Regions from separate parts of the Homo sapiens genome. Here region 2 is linked to region 1. Evidence: chromatin loops called from intact Hi-C (ENCODE). Cell type or tissue: spleen. All regions are shown on one strand. Links, peaks and the distances in the headings refer to the core of each region. The heading gives the core; the rest is flanking DNA. Region 1 has its middle 100 kb from the start of TGFBR2. Region 2 has its middle 200 kb from the start of LINC01985.

Region 1 (15,889 bases), core at 2,533-10,532:
ATAACTATGTGTTACTCAGCATCTTAGCACCTAGCAAAGAGTGGAGAATATAACAGTCTTTCAATTAAGTTTTGTCGAAGAAAGAAATGAAGGCTCTTGGTCTTTAGAAATTCACAAATCAGCTGAGGAGACAGACATACTAACCAACAGCATATGATCAGCATGTTCTAATTGGTACTGTCTCTGGAATAAAACAGCTGGCAGCAAAAAATGTCTGACTTTTGCAGAGAAACTCCTAATATGAGTTTGACTGCTGTCCCACATCTACCTATGTGGTCGTAGTGCTGTAGTCACTGTTGTTACCCTAAGAGGACAGCCTTGTTCCTCCAGGTCTCTTACAACTCTCTTTTAAGGAGCTCGTATTAGATCCCTAGAGCTGCTGTAATGCATTGCCCAAATCTTGTGACTTAAACCAACAGAAATTTATTATCTCATAGTTCTGGAGGCTAGAAGCCTGAAATGAAGGTGTCTGCAGGCTTCACTCTCTCTGAAATTTTTATGAGAACATTTTTCATGTGATTTAGAGCCCACCTGGGTAATCCAGGATGATATCATCTCAAGATTCCTAACTTAATTACACCTGTAAAATCCATTTTTCCAAATAAGGTCATATTCACAAGTTCTGAAGACTAAGGCATGGACAGATCTCATTGGAAACCATCATTCAACCCACTGCAAAGCTTTAGCCAATTCCCAGCTATGAATTCTTCCAAGATGAAAGGATACCAAGCTCAAGACTCTCCCTTGTTCATTTGAGGCCTTCCCAAAGATGACTGACATTTTCACAAATTTTATTTGGTTTCATTTCCTATCTTAACGAAAACAATGATAATTTCCTATCTTAATGAAAAAAATGATAATGTTTATACTGTATGATAATTAAAACATCATGTAAAGATTACTCTTTATCTAAATGTTTGCACATACTCTTTGAACATCCATCATTTTTCCAGCAGTTATGATTTTTTCTTCCCAGGAATATGGGAATGAAGTGAAATTGACAACTTTTCCCCCACGCATTGTATCCTCTTTTAATGCCACCCCCTGTGTTTAACAGCCTCTGACACAATGTAGGAGCAATCCATGGTACTCAAAGAATATTATGGAATTTAACAACAAGTATATATATTTGTCTTGATCCAGTGTCTTATCTGATTACCTTGGGCCACAGGAATACCCTAGGTGAGAAGGGAAAGTTGGGTTCTAGCCCAAGTCCTGTTACTAAGTCTCTTAGCTCCATGACCCTTGGATATTCTAGTTATTATTACTACAAAACTTAGCGGCTTAAAGTAATCTTTTTATTTTACATAATTTTATGGGTCAGAAATTTGGGAAAGGCTTAGGCTGGAAAGTTTTCACTTGGAGTTTCTTCTACCATTGCAGTCATATGTCAACTGGGACTTAAATCATCTGATAGCTCAGCTAGGCTAGATATCCAAGATGCCTCACTCTGGTGGTTAGTACCAGTAGTTGACTGGGATCTCAGTTGGGGCTGTCATCTAGGACAACGGCACATGGCTTTTCCAAGTGGCAGTGTTAAGACAATACTTTTAATATGACATCTGGCTTCCTCTAGGGTGAGTGTAGAACCTGTGGAAACTACACGGGTATTTATGACATAGCCTTGGAAATCATACAAGATCACTTCTCCCATACTCGATTGAGCCAAGCAGTTGCAAGTCACCCAAATTCAAAGCAATGGGACGTAGCTCCCCACCTCTCAATGGGAGATGTGACAAAGAATTTGGGAGCAATATTTTAAAACCACCACAGGTACTTTATACTATGTGAGTCTTGCTCTCCTCTATAAAATGGGACTACATTGTCTCTAAGACTCCTCTAGGGCTTAAAGTCTATGGGGCACTTCCCTTTAATAATCTTAATTTATAGATACTTACATTAGTATTTGTATTCCAATTCTTTTCTATCATAAAATAACCGTAGTACATAGAATTTTTAAAAATAGAAAAACAGGCTTAGTTTCAATGCCTAAATCTTTATGTATTTCCATATTTCGAGTTGTTTTCTGCGTGTTTGTTTGTTTGTGGTGCTTGTGTGTCTGTGTGTGTGAGTGTGGTGAACCTACCAGTACATCATTTTGGCATCTTTTCTCAGAATTAAACAAGCCAGGAAGACATTCTGACAGTTTGTTTTTAAAGACCATCAGTTGCCATTATAACTAAACATACTATACAACAGTAACATTTAATATCCCAATTAAATTGTAGTAGTTGTTGACCTCAGATTACAAACTCAGGTGGGCCAGAAATGTCTTATTTTACAATAAATCTGTTTTAATTTTGATTCTGAACCCCTGTCCTGCTGAGCTGGTAGGAAATATAGCCCTTCATTTTTGAGACAACCTTCCCCACTAACTCCTGAGGTTATATCATTCATCCAGGTCTCACACAGTTGGAACAAAGGGGAGGGGGCTGAAGGGTTTTGGTTCTCAATTATCCATGAAACCAAATTCACCCTGAAATGACCATTATCCTTATTTGCTGGGCTTGTTCAGGTCTGCCTCTCTTATGGTTCGTTGCCTTGCAGGGAGTTTGTGATTATTCTCCAGGAAACAGAATATCTCAGGTCTAGACTTGCTTTTTGGTGCACCACAAGCAATTTCCTTATATCCTCCATGTCCTCAGGGTCCTGCCATGGAACAGTAGGCAGGTGCCCTCTGCTCCAGAGATCCCCACAACTCTTTCTCCCTCAGGTCCTACAGATTCCATATCCTCTGCCTTTTGCCTTACCCAGGCTCTATTCCTGCTCGTTTCTTAGTAGTTTTTGATAGCCTACCAAAATCATTAGCAACCAAATAACTGCTTCACTTCATCCTGAAATTTTCCCTGGAGAAGGAAATATTTGCGTTCCATCTTTCTACTGCTTCAGAGAAAAGAATAACCAAATGACTATTTTTCCACAATAAGAGTGAATGTTCACATCCTGCTACAAAAGAATACATAAGGCTAATTTATATGCATTGCATATTCTCCAATATATAAAGGGAATCGCACTTCCATCAGATAGTTTTTTGAGTCTGTGTTTAACTGCTTCCTAAATCTTCTGGGTCTAACAGGAGAACAGCGTCTTTCATGGCTGATGACACTGAAGAAGTGCCAAAGAAACAGCAAAATGGCAGATTTAGTGTTTATTGTTGGGATAAGATAATACAGGTTCATAATCCCTATGTGCTGTTTCACATTCAAAAGCTCAGAAAAATCAAAATAACTTCTAGCTCATTAGGCTTCTAAACCTGACCTGAACTAATGTGAGGCTACTTTTAAGTCTTTATTTACCACACTTACGGTGCATATTTTTATGTTATATACCAGAAATATTAGTATGACTGATTATGGGAGTGTTACCTACTTCGTGCTGCAGGGTATCACATGTTGGGACTCAGAAAATGATACCCTGAAATATACTGCTTTGAACTTCCAACTGAGAGGACCTGAGGAGCAGCAAATGCTGAGTTCCTTATTTGACTAAGAGAATTTCCTTCAGAAGGCATTAAATTGTCTTGCCCCACCCCACCCTTCATCCCCATAATTTCATCAAACAGATGAGACTAACTCATAGGAAAGAAGATTGAAGCTGACTCCACACTTGGAGCTCATACAAACTTTTTCCCAGGCTATTGTCTGTTCTTCAAGCCCATTCACCTCCCCTAAAAATCATGTATTCTTCCTCAAAAATTGTCTATTATCTTCCACTTCCCTTTCCCCCATGAAAAGTGTTGAGGCTTATTCTGAGCCAATATGAGTGACCATGGCCTGAGAACCCAATATGAGTGACCATGGCCTGAGAACCATCTCAAGAGCTCCTTCAACAGTTGTGACTGAGCTTGTCAGGTTGCAGTTTGGTTTTATATATTCTAGGGAGACAGGAATTATAGGTAAAATCATAAATCTATATATAGAAGGTATACATTGGTTCAGCCTAAAGGGGTGGGATATCTTGAAGGCAGGGTGGAGGGGATGCTTACAGATCATAGGTAAATTCAAAGATTTTCTGATTGGCAGTTGGTTGAAAGAGTTAAGTTTTGTCTAAAGACTTGAAGTCAGTAGAAACAAAAATGCTTGAGTAAAGATAAGGGGGGTTGTGAGGGCCAAGGTTTTTGGTATGTAGATGAAGCTTCATAGATCACAGTCTTCAGAGAGAATAGAAGATAAATGTCTCTTTTCAGACTTTAAAGGTATCAGACTCTCAGTTAATCTCTCCTAGATCCAAGAAAAGCCTAGAAAGAGAAGGCCTGACTCCATTAATGGAGATTCTCTACAGATGCAAATTTCCCCCACAAAAGATGGCTTTGCAGAGCCATTTCAAAACATGTTAAAGAAAAATAAAGTAAAATCTGTTTATTTCCTTCAGGGTCTGCTATCTGTCATGTGCCATGACATGCTATACCAGTCAGGTTGGAATTGGTGTCTTATTGCCATAGTCTGTTTACTCAGTCTTATGATCTCTATTTTAATGTTAATGCTGGTCAGTTGCGCCTAAACTGCAAAGGGTGGGAGTATGATGAGGCATATCAGACCTCCATTCCCATCATAGCTGGGAATTCAGTTTTTCAGGTTTCTCTGGGTTCTCCCTGAACTAGAGAGGGTCTGTTTAAAGCTGCATTTGCAAACATTATGACAGTGAGACAAATCTAGCATGGCTGATTCCAACTTGCTTCTAGCCTCACATGCTGGCTGTTTTTACCCATTCTTGGCTATAGGCCAAGCTAACCATGAAAGGGGACTGAATTCTGCTAAGATCTACTTTCTGTAGTCCACTACTGCTCAGGAGTCACGTGGCTGGAGGTCACAAGATTTGTGACTTATTGCTCCTTTAGATAACATCACTATTGTAGAAACTAAATTGGCCTTTTGAGATGTTTTTTAGACTTTTGTGTCCTGGCAACCACTGACCCCACCCAGACTCAGGACTCAACTGGTCCTGTGGCCCTTCACCCAGAGTGCCCCTCCAGCACACAAGGACTATTTTCCATGCCCCTGTGATTGCATCCCCAGCTAATCAGCAGCACCCATTCATTAGTCCCCTGTCCACCAAACTATCTTTGAAAAACTAACCTCTGAGCCTTTAGTGAGGCTGGTATGAGTGACAACTGCAGTTCTCCTGTGTGGTCTGCCTCATGTCAGTTAAACTATTTCTTTACTGCAATACCACAATCTCAGTGAATTAATTTTGTCCATGTAATGGGCAGGAAGAACCCACCAGGCGATTACATGTTTAGTTAGCTGAGGGGGCTTAGGATTTTATTTTTGGTTTATAAGAGGGGATTTAAGCTTCAATCATCTGAATTGTCTTTGAGTTTTCATACTTTTTGTGACTCTGTGCACTTTCATCTTAATACATTTGTATGCCTTTTCTCCTGTTAATCTGTCTATTATCAGTTTATTTCAGCCGACTCAATTATCAAACCTTCAGAAGAGAAGTGTAAGCTTCCCTGCACACATAATATGTACCATATTATCTTTTGGAAAGTTCTCCAAAATTCTAGCTTTCCAAACCTATCTTATTCTAGGGATTTGAGATAAGGCTTGGGATATATATATATATATATATATATGAATTAGAAAGTTTCTTTTTCATGGTATTTCTTCATGTGCCCATTACAGGGACAGAAAAGATAATTTTTCCTCTACCCTTGTAAATTCTCAGCTGGGGCCTCAATATAAAAAGACAGATTAACAAAAGAAAAACAAATAGAAGTTTATTAACATGTATACAGTGACTTTTTCTGTAACCTCTGCCTCCCCCCCTCCCACCATGTTTATAGACCCCTGCATTTAAACCATCTGGGACTTCAGGTTTTAAACACGAGCTGGCTGAATCTTCTTGCTTGGTACCCTGCAATAAATGTATACATGGGAGACACCCAGGGACAAATGAGGAACTCTCAAAGAGATAGTTTAGAATTCAAGCATAAATACTATCTTCAGCTAAAGACAAAACAGAGAATGGTGTCAGGGAGGACGAGGTAACTAGGAAAAGTACAGTAAAGAAGAGTAAGTTTTGTAATGCAGATGTAAGTCAATACCTTCCCCACTGCTAAGAGCCTCTAGTGATTTACCCATCTTTCTCTTTCTTATACAGAGAGGGAGACACACTTAAAAAATTGAGATTTACTTTATAAATGCAAATTTCCCATAGAAAAGGGTTTACTTCTCCTTTATTTTCAGAGCTTCTCCTGTGTCTGCTGTTTCTCAAAATAATTCTGCTAAAGAGGCATATTTTGGGGTGTCATATTCTGGTCTCCTATATCATTCACGCTAAATCATGGGGCAGGATGATTTTCCGTTAAAGCTGAATACCAGGGAAGGCTTTTTAAAATTTCAAATGCTTGTGCTTCTGAACATCAAGAGGCAATCTGTGAAGAGATTCAAAGCAAGAAAGAAGACAGGAAACATAAGAACAAAGCTTCTTGTTTCCCCATCACCAAGTCTAGTTAAAATTTTCCAGTTGAAGGGAGACCAAGGAACTAAGATGAGATAAGATGTTCATGGGGCTGAGGGACAATGTGCTGCAGACTTGAAGGAACCATGCAGAATGAAGGTAAGTCATCATCCAGGGAACAGCCAGCCCCCACTGGAGTGGCACTTTATACTGTCAGCCCATGGGAACACCACGGATACTAAGTCAGAAACTCTAAAACTTCTGGATCCATTCAAGTGAGAATCATGTCGCTTGTGCCAAAGAATGACATCAATAGTCTTTCATACTAGCAACTGGTAAGAAGCGCCCATCCATAGCAGCCTACTGCCTACTTAATGTTAATCAGTACTGGCTCCAGTGGCCCAAGATAATTTTCTCAGGCCTTGACTGTTATGAATTAACCTAACTCAATTTTGCCAGTCAAAATTATCAGATTCATTTGGTTATCAGTAGTTTCAAATGCTTAGAAGCAGACTAAGGATACAAGACTCCTCCCAAAAACCTCCCCAGCAGGCTTCACTGAAAACAATCTCAGATTGCAAAGAAAGGAGTCACACAACTGAGACAGAGCAGGGACCCCTCTTAAAGGCCTGCAGCCCACCCCTCACCACCAAAGCGTGATAATAAGGGAATATTTTGACTTCCTTTAAGGGAAATTCCATACACCTAGTTAGCCCTGGGAAGTAAATGAGCGATTTGATAAGCAAGAAGACAAAAGTAGCTTAAAACAATAGCTAAAGCAGTTAGCATCACAAGATGTTTTGTTCCCTATAGAAATTAAAGATAACATTTTAACCTCTCTTCCTGAGTTGGTTTACAGAAATCCAAACTCCCACCAAACGGATCCATTGGCACATAGAACTCAGATAAGGGGCAATTGAGGACTGAACTCCGATCACCATTCTTCGTTCTAAATTTCTTCCCGAGGGAGGCAGTTAAACCCATGAGCTAAAGCTAACATTCTTTTCTGCTGATCCCAAATTTTAGACAAAGCTTTGCTTCTTAACCAATCACAATTCAGAAAGTCTTTGAATCTACCTATGACCTAGAGGCCCTGCTTCAAGATGTCCCACATTTTTAGTCAAACCAATGTATAGCCTCAATGTATTGATTTATGACTTTTTCTGTAACCTCTGCCTCCCCATCTTTATAAACTCCTACCTTTAAACCATCTCAGAGTTCAGGTCTTAAACATGAGCTGCCTGAATCTTCTTGCTCAGTACCCTACAATAAATACCTCATTTTCTCTCATCTCCATCCCAGTGTCACTCTTTGGCTTTGCTGCACTGGATTAGCAGACCCCGGTTTGGTTTTGTTGGGTACAGGCCCCCAAATCTGGCCATAAACTGGCCCCAAAACTGGCCATAAACAAAATCTCTGCAGCACTGTGATATGCTCGTGATGGCCTTGACGCCCATGCTGGAAGGTTGTCGGTTTACTGGAATAAAGGTAAGGAACACGTGGCCCACCCAGGGAGGAAAACCGCTTAAGGCGTTCTTAAACCACAAACAATAGCATGAGTGATCTGTGCCTTAAGGACATGTTCATGCTGCAGGTAACTAGCCAGAGCCCATCCTTTTATTCAGCCCATCCCTTTATTTCCCATAAGGAATACCTTTAGTAAATCTTATTATGACTGGCTTGCTGTCAATAAATATGTGGGTAAATCTCTGTTCGGGGCTCTCAGCTCCGAAGGCTGTGAGAGTCCCTGATTTCCCACTCGACACTCTATATTTCTGTGTGTGTGTCTTTAATTCCTGTAGCATTGCTGGGTTAGGGCCTCCCCAATTGAGCTGGTCTTGGCAGGTTTGATAATACAACCTTTACCACAACCTCAAGGAAGTTCCAAGTCTCTCTCTTTAGGTACCATCACCAGACCTCACACCTGAGACAAGAGCAACAATATTCTAAAGTTAGGAGGCAGCAACTTTACAGTTGGTGTTCAACAACCAGAATTTAGTAAATTAGTACCTGGACATTGTTTCAGAAACAAGCTTCAAATGCCATTGTAAAAGATCTGGATGTCTGAGCTAGCTGGATTCTATTCACCTGAAGATGGAAGGGATCTTCACAATATTTTTAGTCCATCCACATATTGCTATAGTTTGGATTTTTGTCCCCCAAACCTTATGATAAAATTTGATCCCCAATGTCAGAGGTGGGGCCTAATGGAAGTGTTTGGATGATGGGGGCAGACCTGTCATTAATGGCTTGGTGCCATCTTCATGATAATGAGTGATTTATTACTCTATTAGTTCCAGTAGGGAGCTGGTTGTTTATTTTAAAAAAAGGGATGGAAATGCCCCTCTCACTTGCTTCCTCTCTTACCTTGTGATCTCTGCACATGCCAGCTTGCCTTCACCTTCTGCCATGGGTAGAAGTAGCCTGAGGCTTCACAAGAAGCAAATACTGGCACTATCCTTCTTGTACAGCCTGCAGAACTGTGAGCCAAATAAACCTCTTTTCTTTATAAATTACCCATTCTCAGGTACTCCTTTATAACAACACTAACGTGGACTAAGACATACACCTTGAACACCAGTAATTTCAACAATGAGCACTTATTTGCATATCCATCATGATAATTGACAAAACCTCCACTATTGATATATAAAGGTAGGTGAAATGCTTGTAGTTACAGTCTCTGAAGTGTGACTTTTAATATACTAACTCACCATCCATAGAGTAATTTTTGAGATTGGGCAGCCATGCATCCTAGTAATGTGCATTAAAGCCATCATACACACACATATATATCAAATGCATGTGCTATACTATTTGAAAGTAAGTTATAGACTATAATTTATTAACTGAGGTCCTGTGTGGGTAACCTGCTTTTCAGTTTCCCAGAGCACTCAGAAGCCCTTCAAGTTAGAGGGTGGAGCACTGGATATCTAGAAGGATAATGGTGATGATATTTAGGTGAAATCTTCCCAGGTCCTCAAACTTCACAGTTGAACATGTTGGGAACTGAATGCAATCAGAAGAAAATCTCCTCCAAAACCAGGAAAGAAGTATATTATCTTCCATTCTTTCTGGTCAGGGAACAGACCCTACATTTGGGACAGAGCTCGATTTGTTGGAATATTTTTTCACTATAGCTCCCCTATGGACTACGCTGAGTCATGCTTTCTGCAACAAATGTCTCCATTGTTGGCACAATGGTCCAAGAAAAAGCTGTTAATGTGGCCATACCTTGTGGTTTTGTTTTATGAGACACGTAATCGTGTTAATTTGTTTTATGAGACAGGTAATTGTGTTAATATACAGATATTGTGTTAGAAAATTAAACCATTCATATACAAGTATTGTAAGAAATTAAACTATTTATGTTATATATTTTCACTAATTGATGTTAAATGTGGTTTCTTAAAATGTTAATATGAAATTAATAACTTAAATATAGAACATTCAAAATTTTATAAGGCAACAATATAGAAGTGATTAAGTAAAAAGATTATATGTCTTACATATGCATCTGTTGGGGCTCAGAAAATGATATCCCCCAAATTAAAGTATCAGAAGCAGTCTCAGAATCAAAGTTTCTCTCTGACCTTCTGCCTTCCTATCTCTCAGCCTCATTCTCTTCCAAGACAAATCATAGAAACCAGAATCTCTTTTCCCCAAAGTCAGCTATGAAGTTTAAAATTGTTACTCTAACTCTCCCCACCCACTTCCTTCCATGTAGGAAATGGCCATAAAGAAGGTGTTTCATCTACCTTGTTTGATTATGAGTCATAACACCCCTATTCCAGAATTCTGCCCTATGACAGAAGGAAATGAATTTCCTCCAATCAGTCTATTACTATTAGATCATACATTTTATTGGCCAATCACATTTCTACTCAGCTGTCCCTGCTTCACAGAAGCTAAATATAAAATAAGATAGTTTTCCCTGTGTATTAGTCAGGATTCTCCAGAGGAACAGAACTAATAGGATATATGTACATGGGAAAGGGAGTTTATTAATGAGAATTGACTCACACCATCACAAGGTGAAGTCTCATGATAGGTCATCTGCAAGCTGAGGAGAAAGAAAGCCAGTAGTGGCTTAGTCCAAGTCCCAAAGCCTAAACAGTAGGGAAGTCGACATGACAATGCAACCTTCAGTCTGTGGCCGAAGGCCTGAGAGCCCCTGGCAAACCACTGGTGTAAGTCCAAAGGCCAAAGAACCTGGAGACTGATGTTCAAGGGTAGGAAGCATCCAGCACAGGAGAAAAATGAAAGCTGGAAGACTCAGCAAGCCAGCTTATTCCACTCTCTTCCACCTGCTTTTTCTAGCCACACTGGCGGCCAGTTGGATGGTGCCCACCTACATAAAGGGTGGGTCTTCCTCTCCTAGTCCACTAATTCAAATGTTAATCTCCTCTGGCAACACCCTCACAGACAAACCCAGAAACAATACTTTGCGTCCTTCAATCCAATCAAGCTGACACTTAATATTAACCATTATACCCTATATCATTTGGTCATTTAACCTGGAGCCTCCTGTGTCATGTAAAACTTAGATTAAATAAATCTGTTATGCTTTTCTCTTGTTAACTTGTCCTTTGTAATAGGGGTGTTGGCTATTACTTTTAACATCCTCAGGAAATGCATCACACCTTTCTGTTCCTACATATCTATGCTTGTTATTTTATCGTTTCTGTATTTCTGTGTGCTAGATTGCTTCCCATTTCCCTTTTTCCACCATCGTGAATAATGCTGCAATTAATATTTTCATATAAGTTTGCTATGTTTTATTTTTCCTTAAGATATACTATAAGAGATTATGAGTATTTTTATGATACTTACGGTCTCTGGCCAAATTATTTCTCAAAAGTGTTGTATCCATTTTGATTCCCACCAACAACACGTAAGACAAGACATATATTTCACAGAACATTCACTAGCTTTACATATTAGCATTTTTAAATTGTAATAGTCCACAATTATGCCTCACTAATGTTATTATTTGTATCTCTTTTATTCATAGAAGGTTGAGTTTTTTCATATACTTGTTTAGAAATTATATTTCTGGGCTGGGAATTATATGTAATTTCCTGTAGGAGAGAACAGGTAGTACCTTATTGTCACCCATTGCAAGATTACTGGCTAAGATCCCTATAGCAAAAAAGCAGATTAACAAGAGAAAAGCATAACATTTTTATTTAGTATAAGTTTTACATGACACAAGAGCCTTCACAAATGAAGACGTAAAAACCCACAGAAATCTATGTATTTTTGTAGAAAGTTGTGCAGAAGCGTGGCTGGAGGACAAAGGAGTGTGATCTAATGGTAATAAACAGGGGAGAACTCAGCCAGACCTGTTTGTTTAGAGTCTTACTGGCTTCCCGGTATAGGGCAGGGCCCCTCTGGAATAAAAGTCTTATGTCCTACTTTCAAGGGAGGTAGTGTAGGGAATTCTTTTACGGCCTGCTTCAGAGGAGAAAGGCAAGAGAAGATCAGCGAGGACCTTCCTGTTTCTGCGGAGCGTTTTTGTCAATTTCCTTCAGCTTAAAACACTCATCATGCCAAGGTGACATATTGCCAATGGGTATTGTGTTCTGAGCCCTGACAATCCTTTATATATTTGTCTATGACACTGAAGTGATTTTATGAATTATAATATTTGCCAGAAATAATTTCCCACTGTATAGGGGAAAAATTTATTTTACCCATCACTAGCTTCACTGCTGAAGTCTCTGTAACAACAGACAGATTGACAAGAAAAACGCATGCAAATTTATTCACTTATAAATTTTTTGTGACATGGGAGTCTTCAGAAAGGAGGACCTAAAGAAACAGGGAAACCTATGTATTTTCATGCTTAAGTTTGACGAAGAGTGGACAGTTCTGCAAATGTATGACTGCACAAAGAAGACATAATCTTACGGTAATAAACTGCGGGGAACAAAGCAAGGCCTGTTTGTTCAGATTCTTCTCTCTCCCTGTGTCTTCAGAGATAAGGATGTTCCTTCCTCTGGGCATAGGAAGGGTACCTCTCTGAGGGTCTTACGACCCACTTCAGGGGAGAAGGGCGAGCGAAAGTTGAGAGGGGCCTTCCTGGTTCTTCTGTTTTCTCAAATGTCAAGGTGACATATTTTGAGGGTAGCATGTATTAAACCCTATCACCAGACTTTCATTTGCTTTTTAATTTTCTTAATGTGTACTTAAAACATTTAAACTGAAAAATATTCGTGGAGTATAATCGCTCACTCTATTTCCTTATGAATTCTCCTGTTGCATTCATATTTAGAAGAAAAGTGTCTGTCCAAAGATCCAGTAAACATCCACCTCTATTTTCTTAAAGATTTTCTATGGCATTATTTTAAAACAATTAATTGCTTATTCTCTCTAGAATTTATTCAGGTGCATAGTGTGGGCTTGATGGAAGATTATTTATGTTTTCTAATTGCTAAACAGATGCCCCCAACATCATTTAATGTGGAGTAAGAATGAGGAAGTTTCATTTGTTGTCAATTTGTGCTACTTCCTTAAAGATGCAGTACATTTGTCCTTGCAATGGAAACTTCTTCTGGACTATTTTGCTCCATAATTCAGATTTCAGTACAAGTCTGCTGTAGATAATATTACTTCTAATTAATGTTTGTATATTTTAATTCCAGAACAACAGAAAAATTATGGCTGTTAATGTTTTTGTGTTTGTTTTTCTTATGCTTCTTTTTTATCTAATCATAAATTATTTTATTAGAAAAAAATTAAAAAGTCATCACATACTCAGGCCTATAGCATGTATTCAGAGTTAATAAAGGTATTTTGTCATGTTTGATTCAGAACTTAGCCTTTCATTTGAAAAGTAACAAAACATTACAAATACACGAACATCTAAGTAACTGTCTTTACTTCCTAGTCCTGTCTCTATTGACCCTCCAAGAGTCCAGTTCTCTTTGGCTTAAATGTGGATCTTTCCTATCGATATATGTGTCTAAAATCTAGAGTGTTACTTCCTGTACATGTTCTGTTTAATTTATGTAAATGGCATTTTGTATATATTGCTCTACAACTTTTTTAAAATTTAAGATTACACTTTTGAGAGCTATCTATGTTGATCAATATCAGTCTAATTTATTCATTTTAACTGCTGTGTAGCGTTATCACACGAATATAACAAAATTTCTTTACTTGCCTTACTCAAAGACATTGGGTTATTTCCAATGCTTTTTATAATTACAAAGTGCTGAGTAGACAGACTTGATCTATTTTACTAGAAGAGGAACTATCAAGGTTAATTAACTGAAACAAAACAATTTAGATTATAAAATTCACTGAAAAGTAAAGATTGAACATAATTAGTGAAGAAACAGATAGTATAAAGAGTAGAAGACAGTGTAATTGTAACCTCAAAAAGGGAGATACATCTGTCAGTTTAAGCTCTAACAAAATATGTCTAGAATCTGTATGCTGAAAGCTATAATAAACTAATGAAAAAAGAAAGATAAACATAAAAGAAATGCTAAACTCTAATCATATATCTCTAGCAAGAATATTCTAAAATTTATGTAGAGATGCAAAGGAAATAGACTAGCCCAAACAATTCTGAAAAAGAAATAAGTTGGAGGGTTCATACTATCTGATTTTTAAAAAATACCTATACAGTTACAGTCCTCTGAATAAGGAACCCAGAAATAGACTACACAAATACAGTAACTTATTTTTTAATAATTTTCAGAGAAATCTAAATAAAAGAAATGGAAAAAAAATCTCTTACCAATCCATAAAATCTCTCCCTTCACAAAGGTAGAAGAGAGGCCGGGTGCAGTGGCTCACACTTGTAATCTCAGCACATTGGGAGGCCAAGGTGGGCAGATCACTTGAGGCAGGAGTTTGAGACCAGCCTGGCCAACATGGAGAAATCCGATCTCTACTAAAAATACAAAAATTAACTAGGTTTGGTGGCGCATGCCTGTAACCCCAGCTACTTGGGAAGCTGAGGCATGAGAATAACTTGAACCCAGGAGGTGGAGGTTGCAGTGAGCTAAGATCGTGCCACTGCACTCATGCCTGGGCAACAGAGTGAGTGAGACTCCATCTCAAATGAAACAAAACAAAAAACAAAGGTAGAAGAAAAAAAAACAATTTTATTATTCCATAAGCATTAAACTATAATGTAAGGAGCATCACATGCAACTGGCTAAGGGGATTGTAAAAATGGAAAGAAATCACACCATTTTGTATAGCAAAGCAGATGCAATCCATTACATACATGTGAATTGTCTTTATCAAAAATAATAATAAAACTTCTTATATTTTTGTGAAAAGCAGGAAGTTACACTAGGAGTCAAGCACGTAGGCTGAAACTCCCACAGGAACAGGAAGACAGAGCTCATCTTCCTCGATGTTTGCGTTTCAAAAAGAAGGTCCAAACATCCCCAAGAAAAAAAAATAACTGAAATGAAAAACTAGCAAGAGACTCATTTAGCTTTTAAAGAGATTTAAATACGTCTCAACCTGACACATAAAACATTTGCAATCTATTTTCTAAAGGAAGTGCCTATCAGAAAGAAAGGGGGAAATGTTTCCTCTCTCTTTTGGCATGAGAAAAATTACATTTTTAGGATTTATATTTATACTTTATACAATATACAAAGACAGCTGAGTGGATAAAGAATAGTCCTTTCTAAATAGTGGAAAAATTACGTGTCATATACAAAATATATGAACCTCAACATATACCACACACCTTATACAAAAATGAACTCAAATGGTTTATAAAAATAAATGAAAAAGTGTAAAATTATAAAACTTATAGAAGAAAATACAGGAGAAAATCCATGTGATTTTGAGGTTAGAAATGAGTTTTTTTTAAGATATGATACCAAAATAGAAAATTAATACATTTCAGTTGATTAAAATTTAAACTTTCATTTTGTGAAAGACACTAATAAGAAGACAAAAGGTAAATCACAGGTTGGGAGGAAATATTTGTAAATCATATACCAATAGAGGACTTTTATCCAGAATATATAAAGAACATTTAAAGCTTAATATGAAGAAAACAAAAACATTAAAAAAAGGGGCAAAAAACTGAACAAGAACTTTATCAAATAAAATATACAATGGTAAATAAGTATATTAAAAGCATCTCAACATTATCAGTCATTACAGAAATGCAAATTAAAACTACAAGAAGGCATAGGATTCTGCAAAGATGGTGGAGTATGTAGCATCAAAATCTGACTCCTCAAAAGTCAACAATTGCACTGGCAGAATTTGTCTGATGTAACTATTTTGGAATTCTGAAGTCTATTGAAGGCTTGCAACTTTCAAGGGAAAGCTTAGATGGCAAATTGCTGTTATTTTAGTCAATTTCAGCTCTTAAAATAGTAGTAGCTACCTATGCTCTATACCAGGGGTCCCTAACCCCTGGGCCACAGACCTGTACTGGTCCATGGCCTGTTAGGAACTGGGCAGCACAGCAGGAGGTGAGTGACAGGTGAGCAAGCAT
Region 2 (15,889 bases), core at 2,860-10,859, 390 kb before region 1:
ATGAAGGAAAGTTGAAGAAAATATACCTGGAAATGTCTTAAGTATATATATTTTCTGCTGAGATGAAGGTAATTGAAATAAGTTAGGGGTCCTATAGTTTGAGGGTCAAATTCATTGGTTACCTACATTTTAAATAAAATTTTATTAGAACTTCGTCATGAATAGAACAGAATAGCCATGGTCATTTGTTTTCATAATGTTTATGACTGTTGTCACACTACAATAGCAACTGAGTGGTTGTGACAGAGACTGTATGGACCAAAAACTGAATATATCTACTACCTAATGTTTTGAAAAAAAAATTCTGAGACCTGACTTAAAAAGAAATAAATCACAAAAGTGAGTAAACAACAAGTAGTTATTGAATGCTTGACATATGCTTAATACTATTGCAGGATTTGCAGTAGACACAACAAGATGCATCTTATCCCTCTGAGTAGTAGGTCCTTTAACCACTTGAGGGCACTGATTTGAATTATTGTGCCAATGAAGGGGGTAGGCATTATCCATGTGATGGACTAAAATGGATCCCATTGAGATGGAATGGCTAGTAGAATCAAAGAGAAGGTGAGCAGAGAGAACCAAGGCAAGCGCAAAAGTAACATTTTGGTTAAAACAATGACAAATGTCCTCCAATCTCTCCCATTCCTATTTTCCTGAAGGATTATTAGGGAAGACATTGCATTCTGCATTCACTGTAGTATAAAAAGACTGGAACCCTTTTACTTGGATATTGAATGAAGGGGTGATCTCAGAGGGCTGAAAAGCTTGGCGACAGTTACATTACAGATATTTGATCTCTCTTACATATAGTTTTTTTTTTTTTTTTCCCTAGGCAGAGTCTTGCTCTCTCGCCCAGGCTGGAGTGCAGTGATGTGATCTTGGCCCACTGCAACCTCCGCCTTCCAGGTTCAAGCAATTTTTCTGTCTCAGCCTCCGGAGTAGCTGGGATTATAGGCAAGTGCCACTACACCCAGCTAATTTTTTTGTATTTTTTGTAGAGATGGGGTTTCACCATGTTGGCCAGGCTGGTCTCAAACTCCTGACCTCGGGTGCTCCACCAACCTTGGCATCCAAAAGTATTGGGATTACAAGTGTGAGCCACTGTGCCTGGCCTATCTTTTTATATTTTATTGAAGACATACTTTGAATCAAAGGGTCATGCTAAGTGCTTTATTATAGACATTATTTAATTTTATTACAATTTTGTGTGCTAAGCCTCATTATTTCTACACTATAGTTACATTATCATCATAGCAACTTCCTAATCCACACAGTGTATGAGTCAGTCAGGATAGGCTAGGTAATACTTCAGTAACAAACAAGTCTCACATCTCAATGGCTAATACAACGTAAGTTTATTTCTTGTTCATGTTACATGTTTGCTGTGGGTCAGCGGGTGTCTGCTTACTGTAGTCACTCTCAGAACCAAGTTGACAAAGGATCCATCTTGACTCATGCTTTTGCCCAGCAGGCATTGAGAAAGGAGTATTGTAGCATCTCCTGCTGCCTATAGCATTTTCCATCCAGAAGGGACACATATCATTTTCACTCACATTTTATTACTGAGATTGGAGCCCAATTTGTCTGATTCTTTTTACCAGTTTTCATAGTTATATAATTCATTCACATTAATACAATAGTGTACTTCATAGGCATGTTTTCACCCAAATTCTAAATATACACAGGAGTAAGCTGACATTTACTAGTTCAAGAAATATTTATCAAGTGCCTCTATGAACCATACACTGTCTTAGACACTAGGAATATAGCAAAAATAAAAATAAAAATACCAAACTTCATTGAGCTTTTATTCCAGCAGGGACAGAAAATAAATACATTAAACACTTAATTTAGTAAATAAAACTTAGCAAAATACATAGAATAGTTGGTGATAAGTGCTATGGAAAAACTAAAATATGACAGCAGGTAGAAGATGGTGGGGGTTGGTAGCTGAGGTGCCTCTCTGTTCATAGAGCTCATTTACATTTGGGCCTGGGCATCACAGAAACGTGGGAGGCCCGGACAATTTGTGCTGCCTGAAGGAAACTAGCATAAAAGGCACATTTGTATTATTTCTGGTAATCTCAAGTCCAATAAAGGCATTGAGGCTGTGATTAGTGGAGAACTGGGAGAAGCAGAGGTCTTCTCAGTGTCATCCAGTTTTCTAAGACGCTTTCTGGATGGAGAGTGAGTAGTTTGTAGGAGGGGAGGTTGCACAATAACATTTAAAACTTGGACACTTCTATGTCTTCTTAAATATAATATAATTGTGGGCAAGGAAATAAAAGTCCCTTAATCTTAAAGGGATATGATGATGAAAGGGGAAGGGGTCTGTTTGGCATTTGACAAAAAATTCTGGGCATATACCTTATGTGAACAGAAGTTAGAGATAAGCCTGTGGGTTTGGCTGGTAGTGGATTGCAATGTTTCTCTTCATTTATAATAAGAAACTTTGTAATGAGTTTTTCTAGCCCAAGTTTTGGTTCTTGTTTCTGTCTTCCTGAAAAAACTATCTTCCATTTGCACACTTCCACTCCAAAGCCCTCCAGCCCTTTCAGCGCTCCCACTGGTAGCTGATGGGGTGCTTTAAAATCAAATTATACTCCTTACTTTCAGTAATGCCTTTCTGTTTTCCCCTGCAATTTTTCCAACTTGCTATCAATCTTTATGTTAAAGGTTTCCAGCAAAGTGTGTGGATTAAAAAAAAATCCCCTTTAAAAGTGGCTTTTTCTATTAACCTGGCTCATCCCACCTTGTCAAAGCACTTAGTCGTGAGATAGTAACTCCCTCAAAGTCCTGGCTCAAATTTCAATTTACCAGTGACCTGGGGTGGATAAATCACTTTACAATTGTAACAAAGAAGGTTCCTCTGGGAATACAGAATTATTCATTTTCTGCCCAGCTATGGAGTAAGAATTTGAGACTTTCTTAATATTCGAACAGTTAAAAAGAATGATACAAACATTCCAATCAAGTGACCGTGGTCAGCTAGACACCCAGGGGCAGCTGATTTCTAGCACATCTTTAGAGCTCAGGCTTCTTTCTGAAAGGCCAGAGCATAGTTATGGTTCTTCAATTGCACCCCCATTCCTAAGCCAGCATTCCACCCCCTAAACCTTTCAACCTACCTCACTCCACAATGAAAATATAAGAGTGGTCTCTTACTGAATGCTTGCATGTACCAACCATTGTGCTATGCGTTATGGTACATTGCATAAATAGCCACAATTGTTCAGACCTCCAGGTTTTCATAACCATTGCCATGTGACTTTACAGTTCCTCTCGTGGAGGTGAAATGTACTTTCACTCCACTGATGTTGAATTTAGTCATGTGGTTTGCTTTGGCTAATAGAATATGGTATAAGTAATTATGTGCCACTTCCAAGCCTAGGCCTCCAGAAATCTCAAATGTGTCCATTCTTTCTCTTAGACATCTGCTTCTGCTATGAGAACAAGCCTGAGCTAGGTACCTGGATCATGAGAAATATGTATCCCCATTTCTTAAATCAACGTAATAACCAGCCAATATCTGGTAATTCTTCAGACATGTGAGTGAGACCATGCTAGACCAGCCATCCCCCAGTAAGCATGCCTCTGATAGCAGATATGTGATTGGACTCAAGTAACACTACCCAAGCCTGGGCCAGGTCAGCAGCAGTGTCAAGCTCACCCACAGGCTCAGGGTAAATAATAAATGAGTTTTATGTGGGCCATAAGTATTGATATTGTTTCATGCAATAATTGCTAACTAGTAAGCACTTTATAAAGATTAGTTTGTTTAACCCTTATAATAATCTTATACAGTAGGCTCTATTATGATTCATATCTTACAGAAGAGAAAACCAAGGTTTAGAAAATTTAAGGATCACACAGCTGTAAAGCGTCAGAACTAGGATTCTAAACCCAAATGTCCAATAATTCAAAATCTTACCTATGTTTCATCATACATCACTGTGAACCCCTCTCTCCTTGCTTTTTCATATTTGCTTATTTAGAAAGGGAAGGGTTCAACTTTAACCTGTTGAAATTGCTAAACTCAGGCTTTTCTCTTCAAGATGAAGAGTTTCATTGCATTTTATTCAGAACTTCAAGTCTTTCTGACTTTCCTTGTGCTCTTTGTTTTCTTGTGAAACTTATCTGAAGCAACTGTTCATGAAGAAACAGGCACAGGGCATTTCTGAACACTTACGGAAACTTTTTTTTATAGTAATAACTTGTTTATGCAAGTAACACTGTTCTCTGCTCTAAAATTTCCCAGTGACTCCTCCTAATGAATGAACCTAATTAACAAATCTCATCACTCAGCCGGAAACAAGTTTTTTCCTATGCTGAACAACTAAATGGACAGGTCAATATATACATAGTCACCAGGGATGGCTTTGGGAATGCAGAAATGAAGCCTAGCTGTGAAACTGCTGTAATTCCACGGAAATAATGGCATGATCTTGTCATATTGCTTGGGACTAACTACAATGATTCTCCACAAAGTTGCCCTCCATCCATGCATCTTTCCCAGAATAATGGAATGATTATTCTTTATTTTTATAAGATACACATAAGAAATATTTTCACTCTCAAGAAACATCATTAATTTTATCCTTTAGTACAATAGATTCCAATACATAAACTATCTTCTTTTCAAGTAGTCGTCTGTTGTTAATTTGATTTTCATATTTACAAAGTTCAGTACTAAAGGTTTCTTTATTTCAAGCAATTTTTGTTTTAAACATGTAATAGTTGCTATTTCATTTGGTTCAATATTTGTAAAAGTACAAACAAGAAGTTTCAACATTTCTAGCATGCCATAGAGCTTGTCTATGGCTTAAGTAGAACGAGGAAAATGGTTATTATCTTTCTTCTCACAGATAGAAAATCTGTTATATTATATATTTCTATAATAACTTTCCAAACACAAAACTGAGGAGTGAAAAAACTGAATGCTTGTGATGCCTGAATTATTCACAGCTTTTACGTTTGTTCTTTTGTCAATAACAATCGCATGACATTTTCCTGATTTTCCATTCTATAAAAAGTTGAAAAAGTTGACATTCTTCTTTTGACTCATTCTCACAAAATGAGAACAATTCCTCAATAAGGCTTTTCTTGACAGACTCATAGCCTAAGTATAATTAAATAAGTGAAAATTAAATATAGTTTTTAAATGCTATCTTTTTTAATGTTGTGAGTACTAATACACCAAATAATTTTATGAAGATCAGAAATACCATATAAATGTTTTTTACCTTGTATTATTATTTTACTTTTGTAAATATATTCTGATCCTAGAAGAATATAATATTCTTCCCAAGTTATGTAGCTAACATAATCTCATAGCATTAGTATTTTCTGTCAATCATTTCTCCATTCATTTCATTGTTGAAAGGTTCTTAAAATTTTTCAAAATCACTATTAATTGTTGTAGCATTTTATGGTTGGAGAATAAATGTACATTTATAATCAAATAACTGCCAGAGTTTCATCGTATGTACAAGAATCAATGAATCAGGATGAAATACCTAGCTCATTTTACTAACTTGGCGATGCTGTTTCAGTATGACAGTAATGCATGTGATCACGTGACTGTGCCCAACCATGCTGAAGGATATCAGATATGGTATGAAATTATACATGAATCTTTAGCCCAAATCCTTCAAAGGCCAATGCTGAGGCCAAAGGAAAAGAATATATTTTGGCTGAATACCTAGGCCAGAACTCAAAATATTGATGCATCCTTGAATAGACTTTGTTGGGAGACAAATTTTAGACTATGAAAAGATATATTTTTTAGAATGTTTGATTTCCATTTTGTTCAAATAAATACATCAGAATGTTTTTACACTTATTGCCCCTAAATTAAAACCACAGTAGTTTGTATATGCCTACCATGGTTCAGCCTTGCAAGTCAAGCATTCTTTCCTATGAATAAAATAACTGACACAGACAAATAACAAAAAGGTTGATACAAAAAAGAGCATGAAAATCATCCAGAAAAGAAGTAATAAATAACAGGATAAAATGGGTAAGTAAAGACCAAGGCAGTGCCAGTCCTCAAAGATCTACAGTCTGGGTGGGACTTTGGGTAAATAGCCATTTCCTATTCAGAGATACTGTCATGGCCACCACTGACTTATCAAGTGGGTGTCTTTCTGTGCCAAAGCTTGGCCAGTGGAGGTAGACTGGTTTTAGTTCCTAAATCGGTCTCCCTAGGCTTGTGCTCTTGCACAGTGGTAAGTCTGGATAAGGGGTACTATATGGTACCAAACAGTGAAGAAATAAAAAAAAAATGGCATGTAACACCATTTTGAGGGATCAGAATGATTCTGAAGAAGGAGTCTTTAGTGTAGGCTGACTTTACTGTCTGCAGGCAGGACCAATGACTAAGTTGTGATGTAGACATAGAGAAAAAGAAAAGCACCTTGAATTTCAATATTCTCCTTTAAACTTTAAAAATTAACATGCTTTCTGAATATTTGAAGTCCCAATTAGGAATTCATATATTGACTCCAATGAAACTCATGTTGGTGTCACTTAAATTGTCACTAAAATAATATATCTCTTATATTGTTAAGCCAGATGATTAAAATAGACAGCTTTACGGTCAAACAAAACTTTACATCTATGACTTACTAGCTTTGTGATGTTGCCCAAATTATCTACATTCCTATAATCTCAGTACTATCTGCTCTAAAATGAGAATAATAGTAAGGTTTATGAAATGATTAAATGAGATAATACATTTAGAGTAGGGTCAAAATTTAGTGCAACACAACCTAGAGTGTACATATGAACTTTAGTTTCTCTATTTCTATAACAAATACAAACCTTTTCTTCTGTTTCTGTTTCCACTGACAGCAGAAGCTATTTCCAGTTATAAGTAATAAAGTCTTTCCTACTGTAAACAATCTTATTTGGGGGTAAAATGAGGTTTTCATTTCTGTCTGAAAGAGCTTTCTCTTCTCCACCTTCCTAAGATGGCATCTGGACACATAGGAAATCTCCTATAGCCTCAGGGAATCTCCTGCCTTCATGCTATGTTTCTCCATGGCTTCACTGACCCATAAATGAAATGTAGCTCATTTTGCCTGTTTTCTAGGCATAGAGTTCTGACCTCCTTGCATTCTCTTCTGAAGTGTCACAGATGCTGTAACTCACTGGCTGGCCTCTTGGAGCAGTAAAGACTTCATTTCCCCACATTGCTGCTTTGGCACCAGTTCAGATATTTTTTACTGAGCAGATGGGCAGGGACTCAGCACTCACCTCACACCTCATGACTGACACCTTCTCAGTCACTGTCCATTTTGTTCTTGGCACTCATGGGAGGGTGCACTGAGTTACTGAGGGTCACAAGCTTTATCTTTACTTTAGTATTGATTCATTCAAATCTCTTTTCTTCTCCTATATGAAAAGCTTTTACCTGCCTTTTCTCTTTGGTGGAAACTTCCCAAATATTGTACTCTCTTTATAATTCTTTATTCTAAGGTTAACCCCCTTCTGTTTTCCTGGCATGACAGTATTCATGACTTAAGTGTGAATTCTGAAGGAGCTACAGGGGAATAAAATGAAAGGGATTACTGAAAATCCACAGAGGTGTTGACCTCAAGATCCTCCTTTTCTTATAACCTAAGAGGAAAATGTAAGTAAACAAACATTTTAAAAAAACAGCTAAAATAAACTAACAGCAATCATGAGGATATAGAAAGAGTTTGTTGCCAGTAAGAAAGATTGAAAATGTTAAAAATTAGCAAGGCTGAGTGTGGTTGAAAAAAATTCTAAGAGGGATCTCAAATTCCCACTCCCTTGTGTACACGCATGCCTTATAATCCCCTAACCTACTTTAACTGGGTAGAACCAGTGAATATAATGAGATGTCACTCCTGTGATTAGGTTACTAATTAGTTGACTTGGAGTTAGCCAAAAGAGATTATCCTGGAAGGTCCTAACTTAATCAAATGGAATAAAGTGAGGAGTCAAAGAGAGAACCTGCTGGCCTGGAAGAAAGCAAACAGCCATGTTGTAAATGACCTATGGGGTTCAGGAAGTAAGAACCTGAAGGTGACCTCTAGCTGCTGACAGTGGTCCATGGTTGGAAGATAGTTATAAAATGGGGATTTTAGTTATACGCCCACGAGGAAACTAAATATGACAATTTTCTAATAAAGCGAACAACTTGTTCCTAGCTCACCAGTGGTGAGTGGAGGTTCCAGCAGAGCCATTCCTGACTCTTGATCCATGGACACGGTATGATAATCAATGTGTGTGTTGTTTTCAGGCACTAGGACTGTAGTAATTTGTAACTTGTCAATAGAAAACTAATGTTCTGAGGTATTATATCCAAATATAAATAAAACTAATATCCAATCCCTGCTTTCCAAAGAAATATGTAAGAGGCAATGGAAGGAAAATGGAAAATAAACACCCCCTCCACCACACACACACACACACACACACGCACACGCAGACACAGACATACACACACACACAAACTCTTACAATAGATGTCTAACTTGGAAAGAGGTGAGAAAACAGCTACTTTGATCAGTTCCAAATGGAAAGATAACAATTTCCACAAAAATCTTAACCACCATGACTATGTCTGAGTTCAAGCAGAGCCAAAGAAAATCTACAGTTTTAAATTAGAATGAAAAAGAGGAAAACAAATAAACACAATTAGAAATAATAAAGGGAATGTTACTACTGACCCCACAGAAATGAAAACAAGCATCAAAAACTACTATGAACACATACACACACACAAACTAGAAAACCTAGAAGAGATGGATAAATTCCTGGACATATACAGCCTCCCAAGACTGAGCAAGGAAGAAGCTGATTCCCTAAACAGACCAATAACAATCTTCAAAACTGAATCAGTAACCAATAGCCTGCCAACCAAAAAAAGCCTGGAACCTGATGGATTCACAGCCAAATTCTACCAGATGTACAAAAAAGAGCTGGTACTATTCCTATAGAAACTATTCCAACAATTGAGGAGGAGGGACTCCTCCCCAACTTATTCTATGAGGCCAACATTATCTTGATATTAAAATCTGGCAGACACAACATAAAAAGAAAATTTCAGGACAATATCCTTGATGAACATTGATGCAAAAATCCTTAACAAAATACTGGCAAACCAAATCCAGCAGCACATCAAAATGTTAATCCATCATAATCAAGTAAACTTCATCCCCAGGATGCAAGGTTGGTTCAACATATTGCAAATCAATAAATGTGATTTATCACATATATGGAACTAAAGACAAAAACCACATGATTATCTCAATAGATGCAGAAAAGGCTTTCAATAAAAGTCAACACCCCTTCATGTTAAAAACACTCAATATACTAGGTATTAAAGGAACATACCTCAAAATGACAAAAGCCATCTATGACAAACCCACATAAAACATTATACTGCGAGGGCAAAAACTGGAAGCATTCCCCTTGAAAACTGGCACAAGACAAGGATGCCCTCTGTCCACACTTCTATTCAACACAGTATTGGGAGTCCTAGCCAGAGTGATCAGGCAAGAGAAAGAAATAAAGGCATTCAAATAGGAAGAGAGGAAAGTCAAACTATATCTGCAGATGACATGATTCTATATCTGGACATTTTCATTGTCTTTCCCCAAGAGCTCCTTCAGCTGATAAATAACTCAGCAAAATTGCAGGATATAAAATCAAAGGTACAAAATTACTAGCATTTCTGTACACCAACAGCCAAACTGAGAACCAAATCAGAAAGGTAATCCCATTCACAATTGCCACCAAAAGAATAAAATACCTAGGAATACAGCTAGCCAGGGAGGTGAAAGGTCTCTACAATGAGAATTACAAAACACTGCTCAAAGAAATCAGAGATGATACAAACAAATGGAAAAGCATCCCATGCTCATGGATAGGAAGAATCAATATCATTAAGATAGGCATACTGCCCAAAGTAATTTACAGATTTAATTCTTATCAAACCATCAATGACATTCTTCACACAACTAGAAAAAAACTATTTTAAAATTCACCTATGGAACCAAAAAAGAGCCTGAATAGTCAAGAAAATCCCAAGCAAAATGAACAAAGCTGGAGGCATCACATTATCTGACTCCAAACAATTCTACAAGGCTACAGCAACCAAAACAGCATGGTACTGGTACAAAAACAGCCACATAGACCAATGGAACAGAATAGAGAGCCCAGAAACAAGGCCGCACAACTATGATCACCTGCTCTTCGATAAAGCTGACAAAAAACAAGCAATGAGGGAAAGACTCCCTATTCAATAAATGGTGCTGGGAGAACTGGCTAGCCATATGCAGAAGATTGAAGCTGAACTCCTTTTTTTTTTTTTTTACACCATATACAAAAATCAGCTCAAGATGGATTAAGGGTTTAAATGTAAAACCCAGAACTATAAAAACCCTGAAAGACAACCTAGGCAATACCATCCTGGACATATGAATGGGCAAATATTTCATGATGAGTAAACCAAAAGAAATAGCATCAAATGTAAAAATTGACAAGTGGGATCTAGTTAAGATATTCTGCAAAGCAAAAGAAACTATCAACAGAGTAAACAGACAATCTACAGAATGGGAGAAAATATGTGTCAACTATGCATCTGACAAAGGTCTAATATCTAGCATCTATGAGATACTTAAACAAATTTACAAGAGAAAAACAAGCAACCCCATTAAAAAGTGGGCAAAGGATATGAACGGACATTTCTCAAAAGAAGACATACATGTGGCCAACAAGCATAAGAAAAAAAGCTCAACATCAGTGATCATCAGAGAAATGCAAATCAAAACCATAATGAGATACCATCTCATACCAGTCAAAATGGCTATTATTAAAAAGTTAAAAAATAGCAAATGTTGGTGAGGTTGGGGAGAAAAAGGAACATTTATACACTGTTGGTGGGAGTGTAAATTAGTTCAACCATTGTGGAAAGCAGTATGGTGACTCTTCAAATAGCTAAAAGCAGAACTACCATTTGACCTAGCAATCCCATTACTGGGTATATACCCAGATGAATATAAATTATTCTACACATGCACATGAATGTCCCTTGCAGCACTATTCACAATAGCAAAGACATGGGATCAACATAAATGCCCATAAATGACAGACTGGATAAAGAAAATGTGGTACATATATACCACGGAATACTATGCAGCCATAAAAAAGAACAAAATCATGTCTTTTGTGGGAACATGGATGGATCTGGAAGCTATTATCCTTGGCAAACTAATGCAGGAACAGAAAACCAAATACCACATGTTCTCACTTATAAGTGGGAGCTAAATGATAAGAACCTATGAGCCCAAAGAAAGAAACAGCAGACATTGAGGTCTACTTGAGAATAAAGGGTAGTGAGAGGGAGAGGAGCAGAAAAGATAACTATTGCGTACTGGACTTAATACCTGGGTGATGAAGTAATATGTACAACCAACCCTTGTGACATGTGTTTACCTATGTAACAGGCCTTCACATGTACCCCCAAACCTAAAAATAAAAGTTAAAAAAAAAAAGAAAAGAAGGAAAATAAAGAGAAAAAAACAAAAGGATGTTAATTTCCCAATCTAATTGTCTCTGGCAATAAGTAGTGATGTAAAACCCAAAATTTGGGATGTAAAATCCCCAAACTAGAGATTTAGCCAAAGAAAAGGTGAAAATGAATGAAAATAAGCTAAGATTCTCAGAGGTAGCAGGTAGTGGGGGAAGGGACACTCATAAAATTCTTCCCAAATCATAAAGAGAGCAAGAGCAGGGCAAAAGGAGAAAGTGGTCATAGTTACTGGAAACAATGGGTTAAAATAGGATAAAAGAACAATCTGGCTGACTCAGGAACTGAATGAAAAGCTATAATGCCTCAAGTTAAATTGAAAACATTATTTGTGTCCGAAAAGTATCTTTTCACAGGACCAGAATACCATGGCTAATATCTACTTGCTCTGTTTTGATTGCTAAGTGCCTGGCTTTCAGGTTGTAAATATTTTGACTAGTACCCCTGGATACAGTCTGACAAAGAGTAATAAACTTGGCTATAAAACATGTGAGCAATGCTCAGATTCACTAATAAAAGTGCATCCAACCCCATGCAGTCCTTCCCACCAGTGAGATGTTGGTAAATGTTTAACAGCTGGCTCTCTGGGCAGAGGTAGGGAGGACTATATGCACACATATATATATGTTTATAAAATTTGTACTCTTATGAAGAATGCATAGCATAAAAATGATAAACTTACAAACATTATTTACCAGTAATAATAAAATACACAATACATTCCATACGGCCAAATGATTTTTAAGAATAGTTTTGTTGAATTTTGTTGAGCTCTTGTGTTCATGGCCAAGCTATGGTTGTACTCAATGAGTGTAGTTTCAACATGAATGTTTATTGATGTTTTCTTTATTTGTCTAGTAAGAATAAGTGAAACAATAAAGATAGCTTTCATCTGTCAATAAATTGAGCAAATTCTTTGTGTATTGGGTAGTAGTTTCCAAATACTGAAAAAATATTTTCTCAATTTTCCGTTATAATGACAAAACATACAATGCACATTTATGTTTAAGATATGTTATTAACATTCTGTCTTCTTATTAAATCTAGATCATCAACAAAACAATAAGCCTAGCTCTGATTTGTAGTATTTGCCAATTTTCAGGACGTGTAAACTGCCACCATAGCTGATTTCAAGCAACGAATGTGACATCACTGAAAGCACAAAAATGGTCTTAAATAACCTCAATAGTATGGATAATAGAAAAATATAGTAAAGTAATCAGGATGGGGGAGTTTTTAATACAATGCATTTATTTTTAAATCAATATGATTTAATTTTTAATAACATCTGTGTATATTTAATAACCAACTTGCAAAAATGGAATAACCTGCTCTCATGAGCTTGTATGAGCAGGCTGCAGTACACCACTGCTTCCCACTCTACACTATCTTCAAGTTTTAAATTAGAAGACAAACAGTTTACAACTGGATTGGAAAGAGACTCATTGAGGATCCACCCACTCTGTTTTAGACCTGACACCACTGCCCAGTTAAGAGTATCCAGCATAAAGGAGTGAGACAAAGAGAGGGAAAGGTCTAATACATCTCTCCTAGCATATGCAGTAAAATAATGGGAAAACAACTATACTATACCAAAAATACATGAAGAATCTATTCTTGAAGAAAAGATAAGCTTTCAGAAAAGAGGGACGTTTCCTAGAGGTGCTTTAAGCTATAGATGAACTAAATAATGTCAGGAATTTAAGAAATAAATGTTTAAAGATAAGATAAAGAAATACCAAGCAAAACAGCGAGCAAAATGAGATAAAAATAAAGATTTTCTTGATAAGAAAATAAACGGAGGCCAATAACAATACAACTACAGATAAATTTTTTAATTATTTTTAAACAAACACCAGTAAGTAAGCATGGATGACAGACTGTTGACAAAGAGAAAAAGCTAAAGATAGCCATTTAACATGCAAGAGGGAAAGGACTTATATAGTAATCCAATTCAAGAGAAAAAATAGATATTACAGCAGACAAAGGTGATTCACCAAAAAGTTAACTGGCATTCTTAAAGATGAAAACCCAAAAATAGAAGAAAAAATATCATCAGTGTCATATTAAAAGATTTCACTGAAATAAGACAAAACTAAATAAGCAAATCAAAAGAAAAATTAATATAAAAGCTGGCATGAAGATACCTTCTAGACAAGCACTGGCATTAATTACCAAGAATAAGGAATTCTCTAGAATTATTCTGGGCCCAGACTTCTCCAAAACAGCATTCAAAGGAACAACAACAACAACAACATTTTTTTACAGGAAATAAAAATATGACCCTGAAATATGATGCCTAGTCAAGTTGTCTTTCATGGAATAGCCAAAATGTAGAAATTTTCAAACATGAATGAATCTGGTAGCATAATACCAAGTAGCCTGTTTTTAAAACAAACAGACTTCTAAACATCCAGACTTCTCTGGACAAAATCCAGACAACTAGATGATGGAAGAAGACACAGTGGAAAAGGGATCAATAGTAAACACAGAATATAAAATCATGGGAAATATATAATAGGAGGTAAATGTTATAAATATTAATAATGTACCAATAACAAACAATAAGTAGAAAATGAAAGGCAAAGGAAGATAAAAAATATAAGAACATTTTCTATATATAAGCAATGAATGAGTAGAATCAAAATTAAAAATTGTCATTTATATTGGCACCCTAATAAATAAAATACTTCGGCATAAATGTAACAAAATATATACAAAATCTATCTGAGAAAAACTATAAACTTCTGATGAAATGAATCACATAAGAATTATATAAGTGGAAAGACATTTTATGTTCCTGGATAAGAAAACTTAATATTGTCAAGATGTCAGTTATTCCCAACTTGATGTATAGATTCAACACAATCCCATTCAAAATCTCAGCAAGTTATTTTATGGATATAGACAAACTGATTCTAAAGTTTATATGGTGAGAAAATAGACATAGAATAGCAAACTCAATATTAAAGAAGAACAAAGTCAGAGGATTGACACTAGCTGACTTTATTATAAAGCTATAGTAATTCAATGTGGTATTGATTTTTTAAATAAAGGACAAATATATTAGTGCAACAGGAGAGCCTAGAAATAGACCTACACAAATATTGTCAACTCATCTTTGGCAAATGAGCATAGGCAACACAATGGAGAAAAGATAGTGTTTTCAATAAATGGTGCTAGAACAACTGGACATCCACATGCCAAAAAAAAAAAAAAAACCCCACTATTCTAGACATCAACTTTACAACACTGATAAAAAATAACTCAAAATGGGTCATAGACTTTAATTTACAATGCAAAACCAGAAAACTCCTAGAAGATAAAATAGGGGACTTCAGGCATGGTGATGAATTTTTGATATAACACAAAGGCACAATCCATAAACGAAGCAATTGATAAGCTGAATTTTATTAAAATTAACAAGCCATGTTCTGTGAAAGACAATGTCAAGAGAATGAGAATATAAGTCACAGACTGGGAGAAAATTTTTGCAAAAGATGTAGCTGATAAAGGACTACTATCTTAAATGTATACAAAAATTCTTGAAACGATGAGAAAATGAAAAATTGTATTAAAAAATAGGCCAAAGATCATAGACATCTTGTCAAAAATTATATACAAATTTCATATAAGCATACAAAAAGATGTTCAACATCATATATCATTAGGGAATTCCAAATTCTCTAATACAACAATGAGATGCCACTACACACCTATTAGAATGGCCAAATCCAAAACACTGACAATACCAAATGCTAATGAGGATGTGGAGACTCTGGAAGTCTCAATCATTTCTAGAGAAAATGCAAAATGTTATAGTCAATTTGGCAGAGAATTTGGCAGTTTCTTACAAAACCAAACATACTTTTACTACATGATCCAACAATCACATTCCTTGCTAATTACCCAAGTGAGTTGAGCAATTATGTCCACATAAAAGCCTGCACGTGAATGTTTACAGCAGCTTTATTCATACTTACCCAAAGTTGGGAGCACCCAAGATGCCCTTCAATAAGTAAATGGATAAAAATATGGTGGCACATTCAGACAATGGAGTACTATACAGTGATAAAAGGAAATGAGCCATCAAGCTATCAAAAAGACATGGAGGAACCTTAAACCCATACTACTGAGTGAAAGAAGTCAATCTGAAAGGGCTACGTACTATGTGATTCCAATGATATGACATCCTGGGAAACGCAGAACTATGGAGACAATAAACATTTCAGTGGTTGCTAAGGTTAGAGGAGGAAGGGGTGAATAGGCAGAGTACAAAGGATTTTTAGGGTAGTGGAATTGTGCTGTGTGATACTACAATAG

What was found. Hi-C counts contacts between places; a loop is a spot of excess contacts. Peaks named below come from ENCODE experiments on the same cell type or tissue, not always from the same donor. Only the 100,000 strongest peaks of a DNase experiment are listed, where the experiment ranks them.
Region 2: a loop joins it to region 1, with 2.7 times the contacts of the local background. A loop is called at or near these places in 27 of 110 quality-filtered maps.

Annotation. Positions count from the first base shown.
Region 1 is chr3:30,698,439-30,714,327 of GRCh38, forward strand. No RefSeq gene overlaps it. Among named protein-coding and RNA genes, the nearest start is that of TGFBR2, 100 kb to the left of the region's middle. In spleen, for the core only: no CTCF peak of the experiment used is centred there; no DNase peak of the experiment used is centred there; H3K27ac peaks cover 958 bases.
Region 2 is chr3:30,312,743-30,328,631 of GRCh38, forward strand. No RefSeq gene overlaps it. Among named protein-coding and RNA genes, the nearest start is that of LINC01985, 200 kb to the right of the region's middle. In spleen, for the core only: a CTCF peak has its summit at 7,141; a DNase peak (open chromatin) is centred at 7,179.